7 separate regions of the Homo sapiens genome follow, and all the other regions are linked to region 7. The links are chromatin loops, found by intact Hi-C in ENCODE. Cell type or tissue: PC-3. All regions are shown on one strand. Region 1 overlaps PLA2G4A (phospholipase A2 group IVA). Region 2 overlaps ODR4 (odr-4 GPCR localization factor homolog). Region 3 has its middle 75 kb from the start of PTGS2. Region 4 has its middle 22 kb from the start of PDC. Region 5 has its middle 42 kb from the start of PACERR. Region 6 has its middle 5.6 kb from the start of PACERR. Region 7 has its middle 23 kb from the start of PLA2G4A.

Region 1 (4,000 bases), 180 kb before region 7:
TTCCTAGTGGAGGAAGAAGGCATTGCTGGAGAATTGCCTTCCTTCCTCAACTGAAACAATACAGTTATAAAACATGAGCCTCCTCTATCTAGGAAACATCATGCTCTGTGATTTCATTGGTGAAAATGAATTACTACTTTTTATTCAGCATACATATATCCAATATATATTCTTTACATATACCCATGTTAATGGTAACCAGAAGAAAACACAGGAAACTACAACCTCTAAGAACTGCTATTTCAACTGTCATACACTGGTTTTGGTATGAAGTTAACCTAGTTAGAATTTGGGGAAAGAAGAGAACATTCAGAATTTGGTAGATGCAGTTATTGAAGAGCAGTGGAAATGGGCTTTGGAAGAAGGCCTGAATAGTAAATCTTGTCTCTGCTTCTGCTTCAGAACCTTGTTAAAATCAGGAAGACTCCATTTCCCAGGACAGTCCTCATTTCATCTCGATGACCAATGAGATAGATGTTTCTGGGCATCAGGAAACCGAGGCAAGTCACAGAGTTATTCCACAATTCCTTTTATTCTCTACCTCAGGGATTGTTAAGCAACATTAAGGTACAGTCCACGGGCTTTTCAGCCCCTTGCCACAGGTAGGAATACTTGGCAAGTCTGATCAGTTTAGGACGCTATGGCCTCCTCTCACTCACAACTGCTGTGGCCCACTTGGCCTTGGAGATGCATGCTCAGAGGGATTCTCCCATTACCACGTGCAAGCTCACTGGGCAAGCATGGCTCATTGCCTGAAGGAGATCATGTTTGCACCACTTAAACATGTGAGATCTAAATGGTGCAAACATGCAATTATTTTTCTGTGACTTTATGTCCCAGACACCCAACAAGCAAGGCTCTCTATTCTCTAATAGTAACTTTAAAAACGCAGTCAGATTTTGGAAAAAGGGAGCTATCACAGGAATGTGGTTCTTTTATATGCCTTATTTTAAAACGTAATATATGTAATTATCTTCTCGGGAAATGGGCTCAAACGTGAATGAGTCCGTTAAGGTAAAGCTGATATTTGCTGATCCCACTTTTCTTAAGAATAGGGAAACATAATTCTGTGATGACAAAAGATGCTTCAGATCTATGAAGGAGACTTGGACCAAAGGCTACCAGGCACAAACACTTCTTGGCTGTGTGAGATGGAGGGCAATTAGTGTCAATACTTGAGCCCATTTCTTCTTCTTTAAAATGGAAATAATGTACTAATTTGGGGTTTTGTGGGGATTGGAGATCATTTCTATAAAGTGCTTGGCACAATACCTGGTACATAAACATTCTACAACAGCTGTTACGCTTGTTATTTTTAAACTGACAATATGTGATGAAAATTGGGAACTCTAAATTAGAAGTGAAGCTATAAAGTTTATAAGAAATAAACACACCAGGTGTGTAGCCAAGAATGAGCTTATTATATTGTGTAAGTCAGCAAATCGTTTCTGCTATTCAAAGTATCCTACTACATCTTCTTTTAAAAATCTCCCTGCCTTTCTAGAGATCTATATCAGCAAATTTATCAATTGGTTTCTCCTTCTCACAGAAATCCATGAAACATCAACCCTCATTGCATAAAAGTGTCCAAATAAAATAAAAACCAACTATTTGCTTTCTAAACACCTAAAAAGCTTTAAAATAAAAAAGACCATACAAAAAATTAAACTGACAATGATTGCTGCTATCAATTCCCTCATAATGAATTCTTGAGCATAAAAAAAATCAGCAATATCAACATCAGGAACTAGTGGATTTATCGTAATTGGACCTCAGCTGGTGTTCCTAGTGAGCAAGCCATTCTGATAAAGGAAAATGAACACTTCCAACTCTGAAAACCCCAAGTTAGAATGTGCAAGTTGATCCACTAGGTGGCATATTAACACCATGAAACCATTAACCAGGTTTTTCACATTACTGCGGAAAATACCCTGTTCTTGGGAGTTACAGTTCTGTGATAGAAAAAATCAAGCCCAGTATTAGATCAGTTACTAAATTCAAACCTTTTGGCATCCTACATGATACAACTACATATATTCAAAAAGGCATTATGTTAAATTTAAACCTTTCTTTTCATTATTATACAAGAAGTCATCTTAAATGGTGTTTGTATCTCTTTCATTCTTCCCTGAAATTCATTGGGATTCCAAATCCTTCCCTTCAGTGTTATCCCAGCAAAAGCCCTCATATCTCAACCTTCTCCAGCCTCACCACCTATCCCATGTCATCTTTCACTTGTGCCATTCAGTAGCCTCCTATTGTTGAACCAGATCTCTTAAATCTTTGCTAATGAAAGCAGAGAATAAGAAAAACAAGCATGTAAAATGTGATCCCCCTTCCACATAAGAAACAAATTTGTAGAGGTGAGATTATAAGCAATCTACAAACAAATATTGAGTTATCACAACAGAAAATAAAAAATAAGCCCAAGAGAGAAAGTTAAGTATATTTTGTTAGAGAAGTAAAAATTACAAATATAGGAGAACATGAGAAGATATTTAGGTGTAAAATTACTGTGAATTTGCTGGATAATGCCTGCCTTTTCAATAAAAACTGAAATGTCAGGAAGGCAGAAAGTTCATCAGGCTTGCATTTTTTTTTATCCGAGCGCTTAGAACATGGAAGGTACATAATAAATATTTGCAAAATTAATAAATACACAGAAGGTGCTCACTAGAGGTTGATTGACACAGGGCAGCATTCAGTTCAGAGGAACAGTGAGACCAGTTGAGTTAAAGGACAGGCAGGGTTTTTAAGTGGAGCAGAAGACTGGGCATTCTCTGTAGAAGAATAACCATATGAAAAGACTGAGGATGGGAGGCTGTGGCATTCGTCAGAGACATCTGGGAATTCATTCTGGCCTGGCTAGAATGAAGGCTGTGTTTGGGGAACACTAAGAAATAAGGCTGCTTGAGAGACAGGTGGTTCAAAAGTAAGGAATGAAGGAGAAAAGACATGCAGCCTCATCTCAGCTCCCCCACATCATCGTGACTTCCAGTAACCTGCCTAAGTAATCCATGACTCCATTTCCTAACTTATAAATTAAAACCCCACCTCATAGGCTAGTCTTGAGTGTTAAATATTTGGGGGAAAATATTTGGCTTATATGAAGCACTCAAAACTTTTAATTCTTCTTTCCATGCTGTACCCCTAGTTTCTAAAACAGTTTCTGGCACACTAAACAATAAATATGTATTGAATTAATAAATAAATGAGACCAGAAAGAGATCATAGGCAGCATTAAAAATAGATGAGTTATGGACTAATATATTAGGCAATAATACATAATAGTAAGCTTATAAATTATTTTTAAAAGATAGAACTTTTACTTGTACCTACACACCCTTATCAAGATGAAGAAATATCAATGAATTAATGAATTAAGAAATGAGTACCAGTATTTCTGGATATGGATGTATCCTCATTTTAATTAACATTTAATGTTTAGCACTTTGTAGAATTATTTAAGAAAGAAAAAAGCTCATTACTTTGCATCATTGGCATATGCTGAATAATGTGACACATAACTGGTTCTAAGACTATGCCTATCAAATTAATAATTTGAATAAGTGAGACTGGGAAACCATATATTTTCCTGTGATAGCAAATTAACAGGTCCTAGAAAAGAAATCTCAGAAGACATATTCCCTCCAGATCGAAGTGATGGTTTAAGAGTAGATAGAGTATGCAGCCATACTACGTGGGCAGGCATGTACTATATACAAATTCCCCATGGTTGGGAACTCTGCCTCCATCCCACCAAGAGCACCTTGTATCCTGACACTTGCTACCCACAGTAAGTCAATGAAATTTTAAACACCCATCATGAAAATTGTACTGCATATTTACTTTAGGTGTCAGGCATTGTGATCAGTATGTCTACAGAATACAAGGTAAATAAAGCAAGTCACTGTTCTTAAGGGGTTTATAATTAAAAGCCAAAAACTATGAACACTAATAATTATATTAGCTGCTTCAATTTACTGTCTATTTCATGCCA
Region 2 (4,000 bases), 400 kb after region 7:
CTAATTTCTGGAACTGCCCATTTTGGCTTAGTATCCCAATTACATGAAAGGTATATGAAAAAAAAAAGGCAAATAATATGGAGAAAATGTTTAATAAATTAGTGTTTTAAAACCTTCTGTTCTGACATGATGCTTTACCAAGTAAGATAATGAGTTTTGAGAAAACTTTTATATTGAAAGAAATACCTTAAAGCTTTGTAATTTTACCTACTTAATCCTGAACTTGTTTTATTAAGATCTACTTGCTAAGCTTGAAAAATACCTTAGTATCTTAAATTTTGGTACAATTTCCCAGGAAATACTCACTGTATGTCTAGACATGTAGAAATTAAACATGTATTTTAAAATGTCTCAGTTAATATTTCGAAGTGTCAAACAGAACTAGCTTTAAAAAAAATCTAAAGACATGATATTTAAACTAGACATCTCATAGGTAAAATCTTAGCTGTAATCTAACCAGGTTCTTAAATAGCATCATATAATGACCTGTGTTTGTTTCCTCTGCAATTTCCAAATCTTCTATTTGAATTGTGTGATCCAACATCTCCATAAAATGGTCCCTGATTTCTTCAGCTGACTCATCGTCAAATTTATAATCACACAACATTACAGTGGATCCAGGAAGGGGAACAAAGACTCGATAAGGGAGGACGTGGAACTCTTTTTCAGAATCTAAAAGGAAAAGAAATATTATCAATATTTAGATAGGTTTGTCACTGGTATCAGTGATACATATTTTAGAAGTACATACAAAAACTAATAGAAATAAAGCTTAAAAGGTCAATATTTTTTCATTTTCTGGTTGATCTGGCACAAAATTGCTCTTACCAAATTCTGCTTTACCTCAAAACCCCTGGTCTTTGCAAGGAACCTAAATGATACTCCTATGAAAAATAAACTTATCTCCAGGCGCGGTGGCTCATGCCTGTAATCCCAGCACTTTGGGAGGCTGAGGTGGGCAGATCACTTGAGGTCAGGAGTTGGAGACCAACGTGGCCAACATGGTGAAACCCCGTTTCTACTAAAAATACAAAAATTAGTCAGGCGTGGTGGCAGGTGCCTGTAATCCCAGCTACTCAGGAGGCTGAGGCAGGAGGATTTCTTGAACCGGGAGGTGGAGGTTGCGGTGAGCCAAGATCGCACCACTGCACTCCAGCCTGGGCAACAGAGCGAGACTCCATCTCAAAATAAAAATAAAAATAAAATAAACTTATCATTGCCTTCAATGTAAAGCTGTTGATTACACATTCTTATACGACCCACTGTCCTATGAAGAACACTCAAGAGACAATTTTGTCCTTGATGTCAGAAACTATTGTCCTTCTTGTCTGTTTTAGCCTCATAGGCACTGTACATTTTATAGTTGGTTTTTCTCTTCTTCATCCAAGTTTGGAGCCAAATTACTGGCCACCTTACATCTAGTGCACAGGATCTGATAGAATACATTTTTGTATTAATCTCCCCATGAATTTCATCTTACTAGATGTAGCCCCCTTCCTATATATCAAGCATGTTTAGGACATCTAGTCATACATACAGTTTTGTGTACCTATCTCACTACCAACTCCATTTTGCTTTCTTTTTTTACCTTCCCTTTGACTCTTTATTACTAATATTTATTTTCACTTGTTTACTTATGCTTCTTTGTAAAAAGCCTTAAATCATTTTTAGAAAAAAATAAATCTAAATAAATAACAAATATCTCATTCTTCTGTGAATACTTACAAACTGGAATATATTATTTCCCCTAATTTCTAACATAGTCACTGTTGCATGTAAATATATAATTACTTTTTAGTTAAATGCTACGATCCTTATGAACTATCAGAAAGATAGAAATTTTGTGAAAAGAATGACCTCTTTCAGCAACAGATATGATTAAAAAGTTACTAATGTAAAGATCAAGTGGAAAACTAGGGCTTATTTTAATAGTAACCTAGACTTCGTTGTCAAGAAACTAGTGGTAACTTTACATAATTACAAACAGAAGATGACGAACAATGCCTTAAGTGTCACAGGAAATGCAATGGCTTAAACTACGTGTTCCTTCCAGATTCTGTGTATTATCTTGTTTGCACATGAGAACTGGGAGAGAAATTTTACTCTTTGACCAGACTGCCTCCTAGCTGTAGAAGAATATTACTGCAATTTGTACTGTAGCACGAAAATTGTCCACACATTGAAATTAGGACTATATTATTTTATTTTGAGCCACAGTTACTTGAAACAGATTAAGTAAAAACTCAAAAATGACTCTAATGTGCATGTGCAATTGGCATGCAAAATTTTAAAACCATTTCAAACTACATCAATTCTTGGTCTATCTGAAAAATAACAAGCTAAAAAAATCAAACGTTAAATAACTGGTTCCAATAAATTTAAATTACTCATTAAAAAGAAAAAGCACTACAACTTTCAAATTAAGAAGTTAAATTAGCAATTTAGTATCTAAGTAAGACTCGTTTTCTGTTGGTCTGAGGTTTAAATGGGAGGAGAAATCTTTTGGAAAAGACACATCTCAAAAAGCACTCCAAAGCAGAATCCTTTAGGAATATCCTCATGTCATAGTATCTAGTTCAACATTATCTGAATAAAGTCAAAACAAATAAAAAAATTTTAAAATTAAGCCAATATAATAAGAATTGGGTTTCTATTGGTTAAATGTCCTAGCTGGTATCAGAGTAGTACTGAAACTTTTAAGTTATTTATGTATTTTTCATAGAATTTTTTTTTAGAATAGGTGATAGCACAGTTGAAGCTTAAAGGATAAGAGGACATCTGCATAAAGGGATAGGAGAAGTGCCATTCAGAGAGTGGAATCATAGGCACAGACAAACAGGATTACAAATGTTCTGGGAAGACAGTGGAGTGGTACAGAGGATACTGATGTGGGGATGGGCAAAGGTAAGAGGTTTCATAACTGATGACCTCCATTTTCACAATGAGTAGGTCATCTATGAGAATAAGTTGAGCAGGATCAAATGAAGACTTATAACAGTGAAGAAGGCTTAGGCTGTATCTTAAGAGGAATCAAAGAGGAAGATCACAACAAGTGCAAGGATTAATTGGAGTTTTTTTTTTTTTTTAAACTGACAATGAAATACTAAGTTCTTTTATCTGGATAGCCAAAATTAAAAGCCTAGGTTTAGTTTAGAGATCAGATATATAAAGTTATTATGTCCTTAACAGACTTCCTCATGCATGCAAAAATACTCTAATTCAGGTTAATTTTATGGCATACATTCTACATTTTACTATATTACAGCATCTATAAGATCTTACCAGTATATAAGAAAATAAGCAAAGTAAAATGAGGATAAAATCTAAAATCTAACAATTTGGTGTATAAATTCAACATCAGAATTTACATTTATTTATGCTTCAGGGGATGGATAACTCATTCTCCATGATGATTATTTTATATCACATGATTGTAACAAAACATCTCATATACCTCATAAATATATATATATACCTACTATGTATCCACAAAAGTTAAAAATTAAAAAAATTTTTTTAAAGAATTTACATTTATTTATATTATCACACTTACAATGTATTCTTTTATCTTGATACCTAAGATCAACTAATATGTTGTTGGAATAATTATCCTGTTACTAAAGTGTTGAATATATATTTACATCTTATTTCTGTTTGAAATATGCTAAATTTCCCAAAAATTGAAGTTAAGGCATTTTAAAGACAATTAACATAAGTTGTTCTCCTCCATCATCTCCAACATGGTATCAATACCACTTGATGAGGGCTTGGCTTACACCAATTTTATTAGGGGCCTTACAAACATCATCTCATTTAATCTTGCAGCCTCAAAAAGTAGGTACCATAATTCCTATTTTATATATAAGAAAATGGGGCCATTCATAGTGGCTCATGCCTATAATTCCCAGTGCTTTGGGAGGACTGCTTGGGGCCAGAAGTTTGAGACAACCTGGACAACATAACAAAGCCCCATCTCTACAAAAAGGTAAAAATTAAAAGA
Region 3 (4,000 bases), 200 kb after region 7:
TAAAAACATTTCACCCTATTTGTACCTGAAAGAAATAATCAGGCCTTGAGAATCCTTGCACAAGAACATGATAATAAGCTTAGCCCATTGCCTCTTGTAGTGCTTGATTAGACTATTGCCAAAGCGTCTGTGGATCTAACCTCAGGTAATAATGCTTATCTCCACATATCACACAAGGTGAAAAGTCTTCTCAACTCTAACCTTACCCAATATCTTTCTTTTCTTTTTTTTTTTTAATTTGTGGTTAAAAAATAGACATATAATTTTGTATCTTAACCATTTTAAAGTGTACATTTCAATAGTGTTAAGGGTATTCATGTTGTGAAACACATCTCAATAACTTTTGTTTTTATCTTGGTTTCCTTATATTTGTTCTTTCGACAAATATTATTGAGCAGTTAGAATATACAGGCGCTGTTCAAGCACTGAGGATAAAGCATTAAACAACTCAGAATGAGATATAAGATTAGACCTGTTTATTTCACAAATCTGTTTTTTGAGGTTAAATTGAAACAATGCATGTAAAATTTATGAAGTATATCAGTAGTTCTCAAAATTTGGTCTAAGGGCTTTTTTACACTCTTAAAAATTATTGAATACATTTTAAAATGCTTTTGCTTATGTGGGATGCACTCACACAAACTTGTGTATATATATTTACTATACTAGAAATTAAAATGAAATATTTAAAATATATTTTCTAATTCATTTAAAATAAAAATAATACATTTATTGCATGTTTGTATAAATAACATATTTTTAAAATACTATATTTTATTAAAAGCATTTACCTAAACAAAAAATGTTTAGTAAGGCTGGATGTGGTGGTTCATGCCTATAATCCCAGCACTTTGGGAGGTCAAGGTGGGAGGATTGCTTGAGGCCAGAAGTGCTAGGCTAGACCATAGTAAGGAAAGAGAAAAAGAAAAGAAAGAGGGAAAGAGAGAGGGAGGGAGGAAGGAAGGAAGGAAGGAGAGAAAAAGAGAGAGAAAGAAAAAGAAAGAAAGAAAGTAAGCTTAGTGAGAGGAGAGGCATTGTGATGCATTTTGTAAATCTCATTAATGTCTGGCTTAATAAATGACAGTTGTATTCTCAAGAGTGATGTCGTCAAAATGGGAGAATAGAAATAATCTAGCTTCAGTGTTCCCCACAGAAAACCAAAAACAACTATCCAGTACCTAGATTATCATCACCAGTAACCAAGAACTGGGCCTTTTGATGATTTTTGAGACCACAGAAAAGTGAAAAACTACAAGCAGAAAGTAAGAGAAATGAACTTCAGTTTCTTTGATATGCCTCCCCTACCTAAGTTGCCAGGCACTACATGGAAAAGTCCCCCTAGACTTAGGGTTTCACCAATGGAAAAAGTGAGATCAAGGCAGGCAAGACAGCAGGCTTCCCCACCATCTTGGGTTTCTTAGCAGGACTGCCATTTCTGCCTCAACTCAAGAAGCATCACAAGTGCCTGTAGAGAGAAATATCCTAAAGGCGGCTAGACTGAAAAAAAAAAAAAAAGAGAGAGAGAGAGAGAGAGTGGAGAAGGGATAGCAATCCCAGGGTGCAAAATGTAGGGCTGCTCTTCAGCTCAGCAAAAAGAGACACCAAACCAGAAGAGCAGTTCAGCAGCACCGGGCTCTAGGAGGCATTCTTCATGGGTCCTCAGGACACAAAACTCTACCCAGCCTCCACACACAACCAAGGAATCTCCTTTGGGACTCCTCCTGCCACACAGCCCCCCATCTGACACAGGCAGTTCTCCAAACTTTTTTGAGAGCTGTGGCAAACTTGGACTTAGGGCACCATCTAGTGCCAAAAAGGAGGCAGCAGTCCGGGGCTAAGGGAACTCAACATGCAAACCACACAGAACCTCTAAACATGCATAGCCTAGAAAGACCAAAGCAATCCAGACAGTGAAGACTGGAATCAATAGCTAAACCTTTAGTGCAAAGACAGAAATGTAAATCCGTAAGAAACAACAGCAAACAGGAAACCATGACCTCCCCAAATGGACAAAGCAAAGATCCGGTGATAGGCAATGGAGCAATGGTGTGGGCTCTCAAATCAGGAATTCAATATGGTAATTTTGAGGAAACTCCGTGAACTCCAAGATAACAGAGAAAAACAATTCAGAAATTTATCATAGAAATTTAACAAAGAGATTAGAATAATTTTTAATAAGAACAGAAATCCTAGAACTCAGAAATACTTTGGCTGAACTGAAAAATTCATTGGAAGGTCTCAGCAGCAGAATTTATCAAGTGGAAGAAAGGTTCAGTGAGCTTGAAGATAGGGTATTTAAAAACACACAGGGAAGAAAAAAGAAAAAATAATTTTTAAAAAATGAAATATGCCTACGAGGTCTAGAAAACAGCTTCAAAAGAGCAAACCTAAGGGTCATTGGCATTTAAGAGGGAATTGAGAAGGAGGCAAAAGGTAGAAAGCTTATTCAAAGAGATAATACAGTAACACTTTCCAAACCTAGAGAAAAATATAAATATGCAAGTACAGAAAAGTCAAGGATTGTCAAGGATTATAAAGGATTATAAAATAGATTCAACCCAAATAAGACTACACCAAGGCATATAATAAACAAACACTCAAAGGTCAAGGTCAAAGAGAGAATTCTAAAATCAGCAATAAAAAAGAAGCAACATCATATGAAAAAGCTCAAGTTCATTGGGCAACAGACTTCTCAGCAGAAATCATACCCAGGAAGGAGTGAGATAATATATTCAAAGTGCTTAATGAAGAAAACTGCCAAATGATAATACTGTATCTAGCAAGCTAGCCTTCAAACATGAAAAATAGATAAAGACTTTCTGAGATAAATAATAGTTGAGGATATGACTTACCACCAGACCAGTCTTACAAGAAATACTGAAGGGAGTTCTTCAGTCTGAAAGGAAGCTAACATGCAACAGGAAAACATCAGAAGATATAAAATTCACTGGTAAAAGTTAGTATAGAGACAAATTCAGAATATTCTAATACTGTAATTGTGGTGTGTTAATCACTCATATCTTTAGTATGAAGACTAACAGACAAAGCTATCAAAACAATAATAACAACAAAATTTTGTTAAGAAAGATGCAGTTATGAAAAGATGTAAACCGAGAGAATAAAAAGCCAAAATATGGGGAGGTGGAGTTAAAGTGCAAAGTTTTTAAGTTTTTCTTTGTGTTTGCTTCTTTTCTTTACTTTATGATCAAAGTGAAGTAGTTATCTGCTGATAAAAAACTTGTTATAACTATAAGATGATTTTATAGGCCTCGTGGTAACCATAAAGCAACAATTTATAATAAATATCCTAAAAATAAAAATAAGCAATTAAAACATACTACCAGAGAAAATCACTTAACCACAAAGGAAAACAGTGAGAGTGGAAGAAGGGAAAAGTTACAAAACAAAGAGAAAACAAGTAACAAAATGGCAGTAGTAAGTCCTTATTATCAATAATAACATTGAATATAAATGCAATAAATTCTCCAATTAAAAGACATAGACTGGTTAAGTGGATTAGGAAACAATACCCAACTATATACTTTCTATGAGAAGCTCACCTCATATATACACACACACATAGACTGGAAGTAAAGGGATGAAAAAAGATTTTCTGTGCAAAAATGGAAGCCAAAAAAGAAAAAAGCAGAGCTACCTATACTTAGATAAAATAGGTTTTAAGGCAAAACCTGTAAAAAAAGACAAAGAAGTTCATTACATAAACAGTAGTAAATATATATGCAACCAATATCAGACCACCCAAATATGTAAAGTAATTATTAATAGATCTAAGGAGAGAAATAGACTATAATACAATAATAGTAGGGGACTTTAACAACCCACTTTCAATGATGAACAGATTATCCAAACAGAAAATCAATGCACATGTACCCTAAAACTTAAAGTGTAATAATAATAAAATAAAATTTAAAAAAAAGAAATTTGAGTTAAACTACACTCTACACCTAATGGACCTAAGTAATATTTTAAGAACATTTTC
Region 4 (4,000 bases), 320 kb after region 7:
CAGAACCTGTGTTTTCCCAGAATATTTCATCTGATTTGATTCTCACTTTCTGCAGATGTTCTCTTTTTTCTTCTGTCTTTAGTACTAACTCAAATATTAAACACAATCCCTGTTCTAGATTTTCCCAAAACCAATCACACAAGGCATTTGTGTTTGTATCAAATTTACTGTAGTTTGGGGGCAACAGAGGAAACTTACATTGTAGGAATGAAAATGACTTAAAATTATATAGTAGGCATCATTGTAAAATTATATAGCAGGCAACCCTGTTCTTAGAAGTCCTTCAGCAATCTTGTTTGATCTTTTGCACTTTTTAAAACTCTCCCATAGATTCCACTCATTCTCTTAGCTCCAGCATCAACATGGAATTCTTAGCCATGAACTCCAGCCTGTCTCACCTAAGTATTCTTCTTCCTCCAACTTCTCTCCAAATCCTAATCAATATTGAAGGGCATATTTAAATCCTACTTTGAATTATACCTCCTAATCATTCTACCTTGCCTTTCCTTCTTCCTCCTCTAAACTGTATCCCGTTCACTTTGGCACTTGATAGTTTCACCTTCCTGGGTGCAGGTCTTCTAGCTCCAGAAAGTTTAAGCTCTTTTAAGCACTCTAGGTTCTTTCTAACTGCTTTACTGCATATGAATTAAAAGCTGAACAAGGCTGAGTCCAACTTCCAGTTGCAGGTCTGGCATGTGAAAAACCTGAAGTCATCACTCTGTCCTAACAAGTAAAAACCTGAACAAACTGAAAACAGATGATTTTCCTAAACCTGAATTTTCTCCTTTTAAAAATATCTCTTCAGGGTCTTATTTACCATGATATTGCTTTCCTGAATAATAATTAAATTCCTAAGTAGGAAAGAATCATCAACCCATTACCAACTAAAAAGTAAAGGTTCAAGTCTTTAAGAAGAAAAAATTCTTTCATAAAAGCACATGTGAGGCCAGGTGCAGCAGCTCACACCTGTAATCCCAGCATTTTGGGAGGCCGAGGTGGGTGGATCACCTGAGGTCAGGAGTTCAAGACCAGCCTGGCCAACATGGTGAAACACTATCTCTACTAAAAATATAAAAACTAGTTGGGCATGGTGGTGGGCGCCTGTAATCCCAGCTACTTGGGAGGCTGAGGCAGGAGAATTGCTTGAACCCAGGAGATGGGAGTTGCAGTGAGCCGACACGGTGCCACTGCACTCCAGCCTCAGTGACAGAGTGAGACTCCGTCTCAAAAAAACAAACAAACAAACAAACAAAAAGCATATGTGAAATCTCTACTGTAATTTGCACTAAATCTTAAGCTTTCTATTTGTACTTCCCCCTCCTCATCTCTTCAGTAGCTCCTTCAAACATGTTTTTTTCCAGAATATTTGTGACAAAATACCAGAAAATACAGTCTAAGAATCTTACTCAATTCTGTCTTGTGCATTGGTCTCTGATAGTTTCCTAGTTCCACATGGAAGAAGGTGTTTTTCAAAATCTATACTTTAAAAATTCAGTATTTGAATATTCATGTGTCCCTTAACAATGAAGATATGTTCTGGGAAATGTGTCATTAGGCAATTTTGTCACTGTGCCAACATCAAACGGTGGATTTACCACAAACCTAGATGTACATACTGTGCGGGTACTAGCCTACTACACACCTATGCTATATGGTATAGCCTACTGCCTCTAGGCAACAAACCTGTACAGCATATTACCCTACTGAATACTGTAGGCAACTGTAACACAATAGAAAGTAGGTGTGTATCTAAACATATCTAAATATAGAAAAGGTAATGTGTTACACTAAGATGTTATGGTGGCTACAATGCTACTGTGTGATAGGAGTTTTCACCTCCATTACAATCTTAGGGGACTATTGTTATATTTGCAATCCGTTGTTGACTGAACCATCATTATGCAGTGTATGACAATATAATACAAACTATTTATAGTGCACTTATGTGTAGAGTATATTTAAATTGGTCTACCTGCATTATCTCATTTAATCCTTAACAATCCTATGAATGCAAACTATGATTACTCCCATGTAGTTGAGGAAACTAAGGCATAGAAATGTTAACTTGCCCAAAATATCATGGTGAGTGAAGCATAAAAAGCCTAACAACAGTGTTCAAATGCTATGTATTGTTCCATCCACAAAAAACAGGAAAGAGAGTCTCTCACTCTCTGGGTGTGTTTGTGTCTGTGTTCCTTTTAAAACACAATTTTTAAAAGTCATAATTGCAAATTATTTTTCTAATGCAAATCACACATATCCTTTTGATAAGGATATTCAATCACAGAAAATGTTTAAAAGTATTTTTCTCCCTAATATTTCATATTGTATTTTAATCAGTTGAGCAATGTGTATAAAAGGAAAAAAATGACTGCATTTACATGTTACTATGTGATTTCCTTTGGAATCAGTTCTTCTGACTTAAGGTCAAACCAGACAGCTGGCCTGTATGTGATTATGCTGCCCTCACGTGACAGACGTTGTGAACTGCAAGTAGAGTGGGATCCTAGCAAAGACCACCAAGCCCGAAAACTCAGAGGAGCCGAGACTAGCTACTCCCCCAACTGTTCACTGACCATTTTCAAATCAACTTTTACCTGTGACCTCAAAACATCAATGTGATTTTCACATGTCCTTAGCTTACTTCTATTCAATGAGTACAGGTATCTACAATACTGTGTATTTACAGGTCTTACATGCATTTACAATTTAGTAGTAGGCAGTATCAGAAATGTTCTATTTCCTCTGGAACTTAATATGCTAATAGAGAATGGTGGCATATAATAATATTTACAAATAACCAAAAAGGTCTTGAAATTTCTCCAGTGGCATATATAATTTACCTATTTGGTCATACAACCTGACAAGTGCTACCATTTTTAAATCCTTCTAGAAACATGGCATTTAAGACTAAATTTAAAGACCTCTATTAATAATTATGAATGTGGCTGGGCGCGGTGGCTCATGCCTGTAATCCAGCACTCTGGGAGGCCGAGGCAGGCAGATCACCTGAGGTCGGGAGTTTGAGACCAGCCTGACCAACATGGAGAAACCCCGTCTCTACTAAAAACACAAAATTAGCCGGGCATGGTGGCGCAAGCCTGTTATCCCAGCTACTTGGGAGGCTGAGGCAGGAGAATTGCTTGAACCCGAGAGGTGAAGGTTGAGGTGAGCCGAGATCATGCCATTGCACTCCAGCCTGGGCAACAAGAGTGAAACTCCGTATCAAAAAAAAAAAAGAAGAAGAAGATAAATAAAATAAAAATAAAAATAATTATTAATGTGAATACAGCCTGTTTTGGTAAGATAAAATGTGTCATACAACAAAAATCCAGGCGAATCTCTAGTATGGTCCTTCTCTCCTTGATAAACAGTTCTTTGGCTCACAAAAGAAATGGGAATGGCTAAAATTCTCCTTTGACCATAAATTTTTATGATAGTTTCATTGACTATGGAGTTAAAAACTAAAAACAGAGCATCAAAATTCCACCCTAGATGATGTAGGAAATTGCCTAGAATATGTGATCCAAAGCCACCAAAAGACCTCTCAGTGGCTCCAAATGATCTTTCAAACTCGCTTGCCCTAGAGCCTAGGATTCCTGCCATTAATACATTTTTTCCTACTTACAGTATGTCGTCTCTGGTAGTTTGATTTTGAAATATCAAAATACAGCATTATCTGGAGAGATAAGACACTATAAATCACAAGTTCCTTAGCACAGATTAATTAATCAGGATACTTAATGTCAAAAGGAAAGCAGTAAATAAGACCTTGAGGTCAAGCTACAGGTAGTAATTTATGGACAGGAGGATAGAGGTGTGGTCCAAAGGATACAGCACTGCTGAGAAGAGTTCCCAGCCTGGGCAAGAAAAGATCATTTAGCAAGAGAAGCCAAACATGGACAGGGAAAGTGGAAAGAAGTTGAAGATAAACTTGGGCTGCTGAAGAACTGCATGTAAGACTGGCTCTTTAACTGAAACTAAAATATAAAAAATATCC
Region 5 (4,000 bases), 83 kb after region 7:
ATTTAATAAATGGTGCTGGGAAAACTGGCTAACCATATGCAGAAAACTGAAACTGGACCCCTTCCTTGCACCTTATACAAAAATTAACTCAAGATGGATTAAAAACTTAAATATAAGACTTAAAACCATAAAAACCCTAGGAGAAAACCTAGGCAATACCATTCAGGACATAGGCATGGACAAAGACTTCATGACTAAAACACCAAAAGCAATGGCAACAAAAGCCAAAATTGACAAATGGGATCTAATTAAACTAAAGTACTTCTGAACAGCAAAAGAAACTATCATCAGAGTGAACAGGCAACCTACAGAATGGGAGAAAATTTTTGCCATCTATGCATCTGACAAAGGGATAATATCCAGAATCTACAAGGAACTTAAACAAATTTACAAGAGAAAAACAAAAAAAAGCCCATTAAAAAGTGGGCAAAGGATATGAACAGACACTTCTCAAAAGAAGACATTTATGCAGCCAACAAACATGAAAAAAAAGCTCATCATCACTGGTCATTAGAGAAATGCAAATCAAAACCACAATGAGATACCATCTCACGCCAGTTAGAATGGCGATCATTAAAAAGTCAGGAAACAAGAGATGCTGGAGAGGATGTGGAGAAATAGGAACCCCTTTACACTATTGGTGTGTAAATTAGTTCTAGCATTGTGAAAGACGGTGTGGCAATTCCTCAAAGATCTAGAACCAGAAATACCATTTGACATTATGCCATTACTGAGAATAAACACAAAGGATTATAAATCACTCTACTATAAAGACACATGCACACGTATGTTTATTGCAGCACTGTTCACAATAGCAAAGACTTGGAACCAACCCAAATGCCCATCAATGATAGACTGGATAAAGAAAATGTGGGACATATATACCGTGGAATACTATGCAGCCATAAAAAGGATGGGTTCATGTCCTTTGCAGGGACGTGGATGAAACTGGAAACCATTATTCTCAGCAAACTAACACAGGAACAGAAAACCAAACACCGCATGTTCTCACTCATAAGTGGGAGCTGAAAAATGAGAACACATGGACACAGAGAGGGGAACTTCACACACCAGGGCCTGTTGGAGGGTGGGGAAATAGGGGAGGGATAGCATTAGGAGACATACCTAATGTAGATGACGGGTTGATGGGTGCAGCGAACCACCATGGCATGTGTATACCTGTGTAACAAACCTGTATGTTCTGCACACGTATCCCAGAACTTAAAGTACAATAAAAAAAATTTTTAAAAAGGAAATAATCATATAAACTGGAACTCTCACTCTTTTAGCCAGCCCATTAATTAGTACACAATGAATCTTCAGTTTGTACCGCTCCATCAGGGAAGTCTCTCCATGTTTTGTTAAAAGTGTGGTTGGCCTGGAAAAGATTAATACCTTTCATTTATTGAACAGCTTATAGTTGGGGTGTTCACATTCCATTAGCTCATTTTATACCATAATGATTTTTTGAATTAAGCAGGAAAGTGGGAACATTACTTTCATTTTATTTAAAAAAAAAAAAAAAAAAGAGGAGCTCAGAAAAATCAGGCAGACTTCCCAAAGTTCATCTGGCAAGGTAGTAGTTAAAATGATGTTAGAATAGTGGTTTTATATGCTCTTCTTGCTACACCGCAATATACTCGAATGTTCTTTTTCACCTTAACATGACAATGACAGTCACTCTCTTAAACCAAAAATGATGACTAGAACAAGAATTTAGGGCCAGAAGCAACCATAGTAGATTCAGGCTTGTGTCTTATTGGAGTTTAAACTTCCAACTAGAATTAATATTTTGGTTAGTAATAAAGCTATAACCCAAACTCCAGCCTGTTACTAGATGATTTTCAGCCTTTGGGATATGTCCCATTCCAATCAAGCTGTTCCTTTTCCTGTCTTGAAATGTGCTAACCATATTTAAACATTTAGCTACAACGACTTCAACCAGATGCTAAATTAAATGGAAAAATTTGGGAATTTGATATTTCCCTTTCCCAAATGTCTAATTTTGTACCCTTGCTACACTTCTTACACTTACAATTCACTTCATTTTGTACTTCACCTTTGTTGTTGTTGCCAGTTTAATCACACAATGTTTTACTTCCATGCTATCAATTAAACATTTTTTTCTCAGAAAAAAAAAAAAAGCCCAGACCTAGAAGAGGGTTATGTTTCCATGAGCTCCCCCTAGAGGTTGGAGTGCTCATTAACACTAGTTAGCTACCAAAACAAATTCACAATCCACATTGTATTCAGAATAGACCACGTTCATCCAACATCATTTGCTTGTAATTCAGTAATAAAACACGAACAGATGACATAAGAAATTAAAAAGTGTCATAGCATTTAGAGAAAGGTTTGGCTGGTTGTTTCATTCATTCATTCATTCCATAAATACCTTGGGCTGGAACATAAATTTTACCTTTTAATTTTAGCATAGTTCTCTTTCCAATAGGTACAAATTATAGGGCCTAGAAGAAATAAAGGGCACATTCGGTCAGTATTTGGAAAGAGAAGAGTACCAAAGAAAAGTCTCTTTAAACAACAAAGACTCAGTTTGCCTGTTTCTTTCATTAATTTAACCGTTCAACGTTGTTGAGTGCTCATTATGTGTCAGAATGCATTTGATATGGGAATTGAACAGTGAACAAGGTATGACATCTGCCCTTATGAAGTTTTCAATTCAATGATTGCTGACAGGTCAGGTCACAAAAATAAAGTCACATGAAAGAATGTCAGTGGAGAAATAAGAGCAGAAAGCAAAATGGGATAAGTATTCTAGCAGAATGTGACATATGAGTCAAATTTTAAAGGACACATAAATTTGGGTTAGGTGGGGGCAGCAGGAAAGAAAGTTGGATAATGTCAAATAAAACTATCAGAGATGTATCATAGACCAATGAATAAACTGGAAATTTACATTTTGACTTCAATAAAACGTTTATTGCAGAATTTTTTAACGTAAGAGGAGAGGCAACACTTACAAATGCCTGGAGGCCTAAATGGCCCAAATTTTCCTCAGGGGCCCAAAAAGGTGATTTAAAATGAATAGAAACTCAGAGGACTGATGCTTAGAAGGGATGGGGTGCTTTAATGATAGAATTCTGTCTAAATTATTATTAGAAACACCTTTAATTATTGCAATACTGTCTTAAGGGCCTCAAAAAAAAACTCAACTAAATTCATTTTATACAATAAGTATACAATAGACAAGTTTTTTTCCACCAGCCCAACATCATCTTGTGTTTGAGAAAACAAAGATCCAGAGAAGTTAAGTAAATGAAGTTACACAGAAATTTGTGACAGGGGCATGTAAGTGAGATACAATTCACTGCTGCATGTACTATACCAGAATGAAAAAATCAAAACATCATATGTGGGCAATTACACAGAACTACATTGAAACCATTTGCTTTCCACAATCTGTTATTAAAGTTTGTCTTAATCCATAAACTGTTATTAAGAACTTCTAGAACATGTCGGTATAACAATAAATTTTTGACTGAGATTATTAAAAGCATGCAATTTTATTAATCAAATGATTTTTTTAAAAATCCATTTCCTAAGATTTGGAATTTTCCACTTTCCATGTTCTCCCTATGTTCAAATAAGAAAGGAAAAATACAGATTAGTTGAAAAACCTCTTCGCAGAGGTACCACATTACCATTCAAAATGTGTAAAGTTGAGCTTCTTTCATTTGAAGCTAATATTTGTGAATTACACATTCAATGAAGATTTATTGAGCACTCACTATGTGTACGGATTGTACCAAAGGCTAAGGATAAAACAGCGAAAACAAACATAAAACAAAACAAAACAGAAATAGATCTTGCTCTAGTGGCAAAAAGTGTAGTGAATAGCATGTAAGAACAGCATGTTTTCAAAACTGTTTATTTCAAACAGTATGTTTTCAAAATTATTTATTTCAATATTTTAGTGGCTTTTATTGAAATCAAATTACAGACTCAGATTCTATAATTCCAAACAGATTAGTTCTACATT
Region 6 (4,000 bases), 120 kb after region 7:
TTAATCGTCAACTTGAGGAATCTTCCCTCTATTTCTACTTTGTTGTTTGTTTTTATTATGATGGGTATTGGACTTTGTCAAATGCTTTTTTCTGCACTATTAATTGTGTGATTTTTCTTCTTTACTCTGTTCATGTGATAGATTTTCAATTAAATGTTTAATGTTAAGCTAGCCTTACATACTGGGACAAATCTGACTTGGTCATGTTGCATAATTATTTGTATATATTGTTGGACTGGATTACCAGCATTTTGTTGAGTCGTTTTGCATATATGTTCATGAGAGATATTGGTATGTTATTTTATGTTCTTGTAATGCCTTTACAGTCTATGAGGTAATGCTGACCTTATAGAATGAGTTAGAAAATATTCTTTTCTGCTTCTATCCTCTGAAAATGATTACAAAGAATTGGTATAATGTTTTCTTAAATGTCTAGTAGTACTCACCAGTGAACTTATATGAGCTTGATTCTTTCTGTTTTGGAAGGTTATTAATTATCGATTCAATTTTTTAAATAGGGATAGGCCAATTCAGATTGTCAATTTCTTATTGTGTGAATTTTGGCAGATTGTACCTTCTAGAAATTCATCTAGGTTATCAAATCTGTGGTCAAAAGTTGTTCATAGTATTCCTTTATTATCCTTTCAATGTCCATGGGATCTGTAGTGATGTCTCCTCTACTATTTCTAGTTTAAAAAAAACTTTTAGATACAAGGTCTCCTCTGGTACCCAGGCTGGAGTGCACTGGTGTGATCATAGCTCACTAACCTCGAACTCCTGGGCTTAGGCAATCCTCTTGCCTTGGCCTCCCAAAGTGCCAGGATTACAGGCATGAGCCACCACAGTGGAGCTCTCAATTCTGATACTAATAATTTGTGTCTTCTCTTTTTTTCCTTAGCCTGACTAGAGTAATTAACTTTATGTCTTTTAAAAGAACCACCTTTTTGGTTTTACCCATTTTCTTTTTTGATTTTCTGTTTTTGATTTGATTGATATCTACTCTAATTTTTTATTATTTCTTTTCCTCTGCTTACTTTGAATTTAATTACTTTTCTTTTTTGTAGTCTCCTAAAATAGAAGCTTATATTATTGATTTTAGATCTTTCTTCTTTTCTATTACAGCACTCAATGCTATAAATTTCCCTCTAAGCATTGCTTTCACTGCATCCTACAATATTTCAACTCTATTGTTATTTAGCTCAAAAGAGGTTCTTAATTTCTATTGGGATTTCTCTTTGACCCATGTGTTATTCAGAAGTGTTCCGTGTGATCTCCAAATATTTGGGAGTTTTTCAGCTATCTTTCTATTATTCATTTCTTGTTTAATTCTATTGTGGCCTGAGAGCATATATTGTATGATTTATATTCTTGTAAATGTGTTAAGGTGTGTCTTATGGTGCAGAATGCGGTTTATCTTGCTATATGTTCCTTAGAGAATAATGTATGTTCTGCTGTTATTGGATAAAGTAGTCTATAGATGTCAGTTACATCTCGTTGATTAATGGTGCTGTTGAGTTCAGCTATGTCCTAAATGATTTTCTGTCTGCTGTATCTGTCTATTTCTGACACAAGGCTGTTGAAGTCTCCAACCATAATAATGAATTAATCTATTTTTCTTTGCAGTTTTATCAATTTTGTCTTATATATATTGATGCTCCATTGTTTGGCACATACACATTAAGAATTGTTATGTCTTCTTGGAGAATTTACCTTTCCATAACATGTAACATTTCCCTTTATTCCTGATAATTTTTCTTGCTCAGAAGTTTGCCCTGTTGGAAATTAACAGAACTACTCTGGCTTTATTTGATTAGTGTTAGCATGCTCTCTCTTTCTCTATTCTTACACTTTTAATGTATACTTGACTTTGTATTTAAAGTGGGGTTCTTATAGAAAACATATACTTGGTAGGGTGGGAAGTAAAATAAAAAGAAATACTTGGGTATTGGTTTGATCCACTCTAACAATCTCTATGTTTTAATTGATGTATTTAGACCATTGATACTTATTTTTTTATCCTCATCCCTGTGATTACCCAGAGAGCTGCTTAAATTGATTATTGATATAGACAAATTAATAATTAATATCTACCGTTTGTTACTGTTTTCTATTTTTCATTGCCCTTACTTTCTGCTCCTATTTTTTGCTCCTTTTTCTGTTAATTTAGGTTTTGAGTATTTTATATCATTCTATTTTCTCTCCCTTCTCAGCATATGAATTATCTTTCTTTTTGACTTTTTTAGTGGCTGCCCTGAAGGTTGCAATGTACATTTACAACCAGTCCAATTCTCCTTTCAAAAAACACAATACTGTTTCATGGCTAGTGCAAGTACCTAATAATAAGAAGTCACTCCTAATTTCTTTCTCTCATTCTTTGTATCTTTACTGTTATTCATTTCACTTGTACATAAGCTGTAATCTTTCAATACATTATTGCTATTATTATTTCAAAACATGTTATCTATTATATCTATTTAAAATAAGAAAAATAGGCCAGGTGCAGTGGCTTACTCATGTAATCCCAGCACTTTGGGAGACCGATGGATTGCTAGAGCTCAGGAATTCGAGACCAGCCTGGGCAACATAGTGAAACCCTGTCTCTACTAAAAATACAAAAAAAAAAATTGCTGGGCATGGTGGCATGGGCCTGTGGTCACAGCTACTCGGGAGGCTGAGGTGAGAGGATTGCTTGAGCCTGGGAGGCAGAGGTTGCAGTGAACCAAAATCAAGCTACTGCACTCCAGCCTAAGTGACAGAGTGAGACCCTGTCTCAAAAAAAAAATGAAAAAGAATTATTTTTATTTATCTTCACTTATTTCTTCTCTAATGCTCTTTGTTTCTTTAGTATGTAGATCCAAGTTTCTAACCTGTATCATTTTTCTTATCTCAATAACTTCTTTTAACATTTCTCACAAAGCAGATCTACTGGCCACAGAATGCCTCAATTTTCATTTGTCTGAGAAAACCTTATTTCTCCTTCACTTTTGAAAGATAATTTTGTAGGGTACAGAATTCTAGGTTGTAGGTTTTTTCCCCTCAAAGTGAAATATTTCATTCCACTCTTTTCTTCTTTGTATGGTATCTGAGAAGAAGTCAGATGTAATTCTTATCATTATTACTTAAAAGATTGCTTCTGTTCCTTTCTCTCTTCTCCTTCCCTTCTTTCCTTCTCTGTATATTACACCTTTTATAGTTGCCCCATATTTCTTAGATATTATGTTTTGGTTTTCTTCTGTGTTTTTTTCTTTGATTCTCAGTTTTAGAAGTCTCTATTTATATATCTGCAATCGCAGGGATTCTTTCCTCTGCCATGTCCAGTCTACTAATAAGCCCTTACAGACATTGTTGACTTCTGTTCCAGTGTTTTTGATCTCTAGCATTTCTCTGATTATTTCTTGGAATTGCCATCTGTCTACTTACATTACCAACCTATTCTTGTGTGTTGTCTTATCATAGTAATTGCAGTTGTTTTAATTTCATAGGTATTGTAATTTCAACATCTCTACCATATTTGACATTGATTCTGATGCTTGCTCTGTCTTATCAAGCTATGTTTTTGTCTTTTAGTGTGACTTCTAATTTTTTGTTGAAAGCCAGGCATGATGTACTGAGTGAAAGAAACTCAATACATTGTAATGTGACGATAAGAGTTCAGGGGAAGTGAAGCATTCTATAGTCCTATAGCAGGTCTCGGCCTTTTAGTGAGCCTGTGCCTATGAACGGTGACTTTCAACAAGTGCTTTTCATTCCACTCTTTTCCTGTCCTTAAGTGGGACAAGATCACTGGGGGGGGGCTAGAATTGGGTATTTCCCTTCTCCAATGTAGAAGCTAAAGAGAGGGCTGGAGTTGGGTATTTTTCTTCCCCTGTATGGAAAGCTAGAGGCAGTTAAATTTGGATATTTTCCTTCTTCTAATTCAGTTAGGCTGCGACAAAAATCCCGACAGTTTAGGCTCTAATATTATAAAATAATTTCTCTTGAGTATAGGCCTTATTAAGAA
Region 7 (4,000 bases):
TTGTTTCAGACAGGGTCTTGCTTTGTTGCCCAGGCTGACTTCTGGACTGCAGTGTCACAATCACAGCCCACTGCAGCCCTCAAACTCCTGGGCTATGGGTGCACACTACCAGGCCCAGCTAAATTAAAAAATATATATATAGATATAAGGTCTCACTATGTTGCTCAGGCTGGTTTCAATCTCCTGGGCTCAAGCGATCCTCCCACCTCAGCCTCCCCAAAGTGCTGGGATTACAGGCGTGAGCCACCATGGCTGGCTCTCACGAGCATCCTATTCTTTTCTTTTAATTGATATTGTGTGGTGGTAAATATGCAATGACTACTAAAACTGGCACCAGTACTTCTAATAAAGAGTCCAGTGACTACTAGCGATGGTAAATAATGATGGCAAGGCAAATAATACCTAAATATTATGAAGATATTTTGCCTTATGAACCTCCTGATAAGATTTTGCAGACTGCCCAGGTATCCACGTGTCACCTTCTTAGAACTACTGCTTTAGAGCCTTCTGATGATAGCTAATGCTTATGGTCCCTTCCCATGTGCCAGCTGCTACTCCAAGTGCTGAGTTACTTTATCTGAGTAAGTGCCGAGATACTTAATCTGAATTTAGCATCTCTTTTTCTTTGATAAGAAACATGAATGTGTCCCAAATGAAGGAAGAGAGAATAGAGGAGGGACTATAATATTAAAATATTTTTCAACAGAATACATTGAATAAATGGCTTTCAGTAACTTGAGATCTAAAATATTTACTTTTAAATGATATGCACTGGCAATCTATAATAAAGTCAACATTTTTGTGGGACTTTAACACAAATTCCTCAATTGGCAAAGAAATTTACCAAAAATTTTAGCAAAAATTATTCCTACTTGGCGATATAGCACTTTTAGGAAGATCTGGTTCCTATTCTCAAGTTTATGTAAACTTAGAATCAAATTGTAGCTCCAGCTTTGCCACTTTCTTCAAGTGTTGCGTAATGCAAATCACTAAGTTTTAGGAGCTTTAGAGAATTAACACAAGAATTTAAAAGGACAGAAAATGATCTCACATCTTTGTCCATTAGAAGACCCAAAGCTGGATCAAATTCTAAGCCAACAGTTATCAGAAATGCTATTGGGTCTGACGTTCCCTTCTGGAAGCGGCCAGAAAGAGACCACTTTTGGTCTTTGGTCCCTACTTATAGGCATTGGAAAAATAGAAAAGGCTCTTAGATTCTCTAGAGACGTGAGTGTATACCAACCCCACTAATCTGACTGTCAAAACAATAAACAAAAACCCAACAAATAAAAAACGAATTTCACTGTATTTAGCATATATCATTTCATCTATCTTGTTTACTAACCTTAGTTTCTGTGTCTGTAAAATTGATCTAATATAATTGGCCTAAATAATTTAGTATAATCCAAGACTGACGACATAATTCCAAGACAACACATTCATTACTGGAATTGCTTTGATGTTATAAAAGCTAAGAGTAAAAGATAAGAATGGGCCAACTTCTCAAACCAACTTCTAAGCTTTCCTGAAATTACCAATTTTCCTTGTAATCTGAGATGAAGAAACATAGCATATCATCAGTCATAATAACTGATGGAAAAGGCCTGGAGACTTGGGAGTAAATGCTCAAGGATAACGACATAGCATTCTCCCGCAGGTCAGCAGGGGGTGTCACATCACCAGCCTTTGTGTTGTCGTCCAATAAGCTCCTATAGCTGTAGAAGAGATCTTTAAATAAAGCATTCAAATGAAACATCCACAGCAGCTCTTCTCACTAGTTTCCTCCATTCACTTAATGTGTTATTTTGACTTTCAGGCTTCTCTTCCCAGAAGTCTGCAGAAAAGTAATATATTACTACATACACATTTCAAATTCTCAGCTTATATTTTATGAGTATGTCTTTATCACTATCGAAAAAAATCAACCCATTTTGAAATAAGATTGAATCAGATTTCTCATGCTTTTCAAAAGAAACAGAAAACTATCTGCTCAAAAATAAACAAAACTATAGAATTTTTCACATGACAAGGAACATATAGGCTAAATGCGGTGGCTCACAACTGTAATCCCAGCACTTTGGGAGGCTGAAGCAGGAGGATTGCTTAAGCTCAGGATTTCTCAGCTGCAATGAGCCATAATGCACCACTGAACTCCAGCCTGGGCGACATATAATTATATATTTGTCCATAATGCAACTACTTTTAAAAGTAGTTCACACTGCTGCCTCTTGATTACCTACCTACACATCCAAACCCCTTGTGGTATTTTAAAATCCAGTATGCATATGGAACACACATAGCAGTGGAGATTTTTAGTGTCCTTGCATGCCCTTGAGAAAATACTGCGTAATAACCATGTCCCACCTTGAAACTGAAGTTTCAATAGTATTTACAGCATAGTTCATTAGGTTTCTGAATACCCTATTCAGTTATTTCAAAGCTTGTCCATGGTTAAAGAATAACAACATGACTATTTCCCTTTCCCCAAGGGAATTGTTTAAATTGCAATATCCTGTTTGGGGGATCTAGGACATTGACACCCATACTGAATAGCAAGCTTGTCCAACCAGCAGGCTGCCAACTTTGAATGTGGCCCTACACAAATTCGTAAACTTTCTTAAAACATTCTGAGATTTTTTTTTTTGCGATTTTTTTTAGCTCATCAGCTATCATTAGTATTAGCGTATTTTATGTGTGGCCCAACACAATTCTTCCTCTTCTAATGTAATCCAGGGAAGCCAAAAGATTCGACATCCCTGCTGAAAAGTAAAACCTCACTCTCTCAAAGTTGTAGTCTGGCTCTATTGTTCTAAATGGGGTCTCCTATGAGCTTTCAAAAATACTTCGATTTATAGACTGTTTTGAAATATAAATATATATATATATATATGACTTATTAGTTTCCAGTACATCTGGCTTATTAGTTTCCAGCATCAAGATGCCAGTAAGTTCTTATACTCATAGTTTATACCATGGTTTAAGCAGTATTATCTCAGAAGAACCAGACACAAACCAATTTTTTCTTTAGAAAATAATGACAATCAGTATGAATCAAAATAATCGAATTTGAAGTTTGGATGTTTGTCTTCAGGATCTCCAACTTCTTCATTATTATCTCTTCTCCTTCAGTAGCACCTATTCTTTCTTCTAGTGCTCACTAGGAAAACATTTTCTAATTCTATCCCTCCCTAAAGAAAGAGTAGGTTTAAAAAAAAGTGAATATGGACAGGTACTCATTTACAGCAACCTTTTAACTTCTATGAGTTACCAATTTAACATACAGATAGTCCCTTCTTTGAAAAGTAATTATAGGCCATAAAAAGCAGAATGTAAAGGGAGTAGGACGAAATAAGTCAAATACTGCTACAAAAGTTATGTCTAGGCCAATGCTTTCCTTCTCTCTATCTGCCACTGCTACCTCTTCTTTTCCAAGAACTTCAGATAGCTGGGATCCAAAGTCTACTCTCATTAAAAACACTCCCATGTCTGATCTGTGCTTCCTCCTTGAAGAGTCATATACTCTGATTTACAGAATAGTATCGTATTCTGTTTGGTAAGTGGTGAGGAGCTGGACCAGTTGGTGTTAGTAGGAATAAAGAAAAAGGGAACGTAATCTAATACAACTAAGGACGTAAAACCCGTGAGACTGGGAAACTGAATATGGAAGGTAGGAAGAAGAGAGAACTCTGGAAAAAATGTCTGAGTTTCCAGGTATATTTGCTTTCTGGGTAAATTTCTGCATATTTTTGTACCTGAGTTATACCAAGTATTCAATATGTACTTTGATTAAAGGATGAGTAGATGAATGGATGGATGGATGGATGGATGGATGGATGGATAGATTAATAGGGGTTAATTGTGACACCTTACACAGAGACATTAGACTTCAAATTAGAGGGAATGTACACAGATTTATTGCACAGATAAGATACTATCATTTGGTTCATCTAATTTTCATTCATACTCTCTAGCTACCCTCCACACTTGTTTAGGAAATTCT

The links. Hi-C counts contacts between places; a loop is a spot of excess contacts. Peaks named below come from ENCODE experiments on the same cell type or tissue, not always from the same donor. Only the 100,000 strongest peaks of a DNase experiment are listed, where the experiment ranks them.
Region 1: a loop joins it to region 7, with 5 times the contacts of the local background. A loop is called at or near these places in 5 of 110 quality-filtered maps.
Region 2: a loop joins it to region 7, with 7 times the contacts of the local background. A loop is called at or near these places in 4 of 110 quality-filtered maps.
Region 3: a loop joins it to region 7, with 12 times the contacts of the local background. A loop is called at or near these places in 14 of 110 quality-filtered maps.
Region 4: it touches region 7 in a loop (8-fold over the local background); 9 of 110 quality-filtered maps call a loop at or near these places.
Region 5: it touches region 7 in a loop (8-fold over the local background); 5 of 110 quality-filtered maps call a loop at or near these places.
Region 6: a loop joins it to region 7, with 15 times the contacts of the local background. A loop is called at or near these places in 5 of 110 quality-filtered maps.

What each region holds. Positions count from the first base shown.
Region 1 is chr1:186,983,960-186,987,959 of GRCh38, reverse strand. All of the region lies in intron 17 of PLA2G4A (phospholipase A2 group IVA), which reads right to left. Among named protein-coding and RNA genes, the nearest start is that of LINC01036, 110 kb to the left of the region's middle. RefSeq lists an enhancer at 2,573-3,074. In PC-3, CTCF peaks have their summits at 29 and 1,872 (motif pointing right); a DNase peak (open chromatin) is centred at 1,869; H3K27ac peaks cover 409 bases.
Region 2 is chr1:186,402,755-186,406,754 of GRCh38, reverse strand. ODR4 (odr-4 GPCR localization factor homolog) reads right to left here. Exons shown (of 14, transcript NM_017847.6): 12 at 487-672. Among named protein-coding and RNA genes, the nearest start is that of ODR4, 29 kb to the right of the region's middle. In PC-3, CTCF peaks have their summits at 1,920 and 2,119; no DNase peak of the experiment used is centred here.
Region 3 is chr1:186,603,742-186,607,741 of GRCh38, reverse strand. No RefSeq gene overlaps it. Among named protein-coding and RNA genes, the nearest start is that of PTGS2, 75 kb to the left of the region's middle. In PC-3, CTCF peaks have their summits at 1,604 and 1,803 (motif pointing left); a DNase peak (open chromatin) is centred at 1,811; H3K27ac peaks cover 697 bases.
Region 4 is chr1:186,481,330-186,485,329 of GRCh38, reverse strand. No RefSeq gene overlaps it. Among named protein-coding and RNA genes, the nearest start is that of PDC, 22 kb to the right of the region's middle. In PC-3, a CTCF peak has its summit at 2,474; a DNase peak (open chromatin) is centred at 2,459; H3K27ac peaks cover 1,313 bases.
Region 5 is chr1:186,721,093-186,725,092 of GRCh38, reverse strand. No RefSeq gene overlaps it. Among named protein-coding and RNA genes, the nearest start is that of PACERR, 42 kb to the right of the region's middle. In PC-3, a CTCF peak has its summit at 2,204 (motif pointing left); no DNase peak of the experiment used is centred here.
Region 6 is chr1:186,684,284-186,688,283 of GRCh38, reverse strand. No RefSeq gene overlaps it. Among named protein-coding and RNA genes, the nearest start is that of PACERR, 5.6 kb to the right of the region's middle. In PC-3, no CTCF peak of the experiment used is centred here; no DNase peak of the experiment used is centred here.
Region 7 is chr1:186,804,342-186,808,341 of GRCh38, reverse strand. No RefSeq gene overlaps it. Among named protein-coding and RNA genes, the nearest start is that of PLA2G4A, 23 kb to the left of the region's middle. In PC-3, a CTCF peak has its summit at 1,653 (motif pointing right); a DNase peak (open chromatin) is centred at 1,671; H3K27ac peaks cover 415 bases.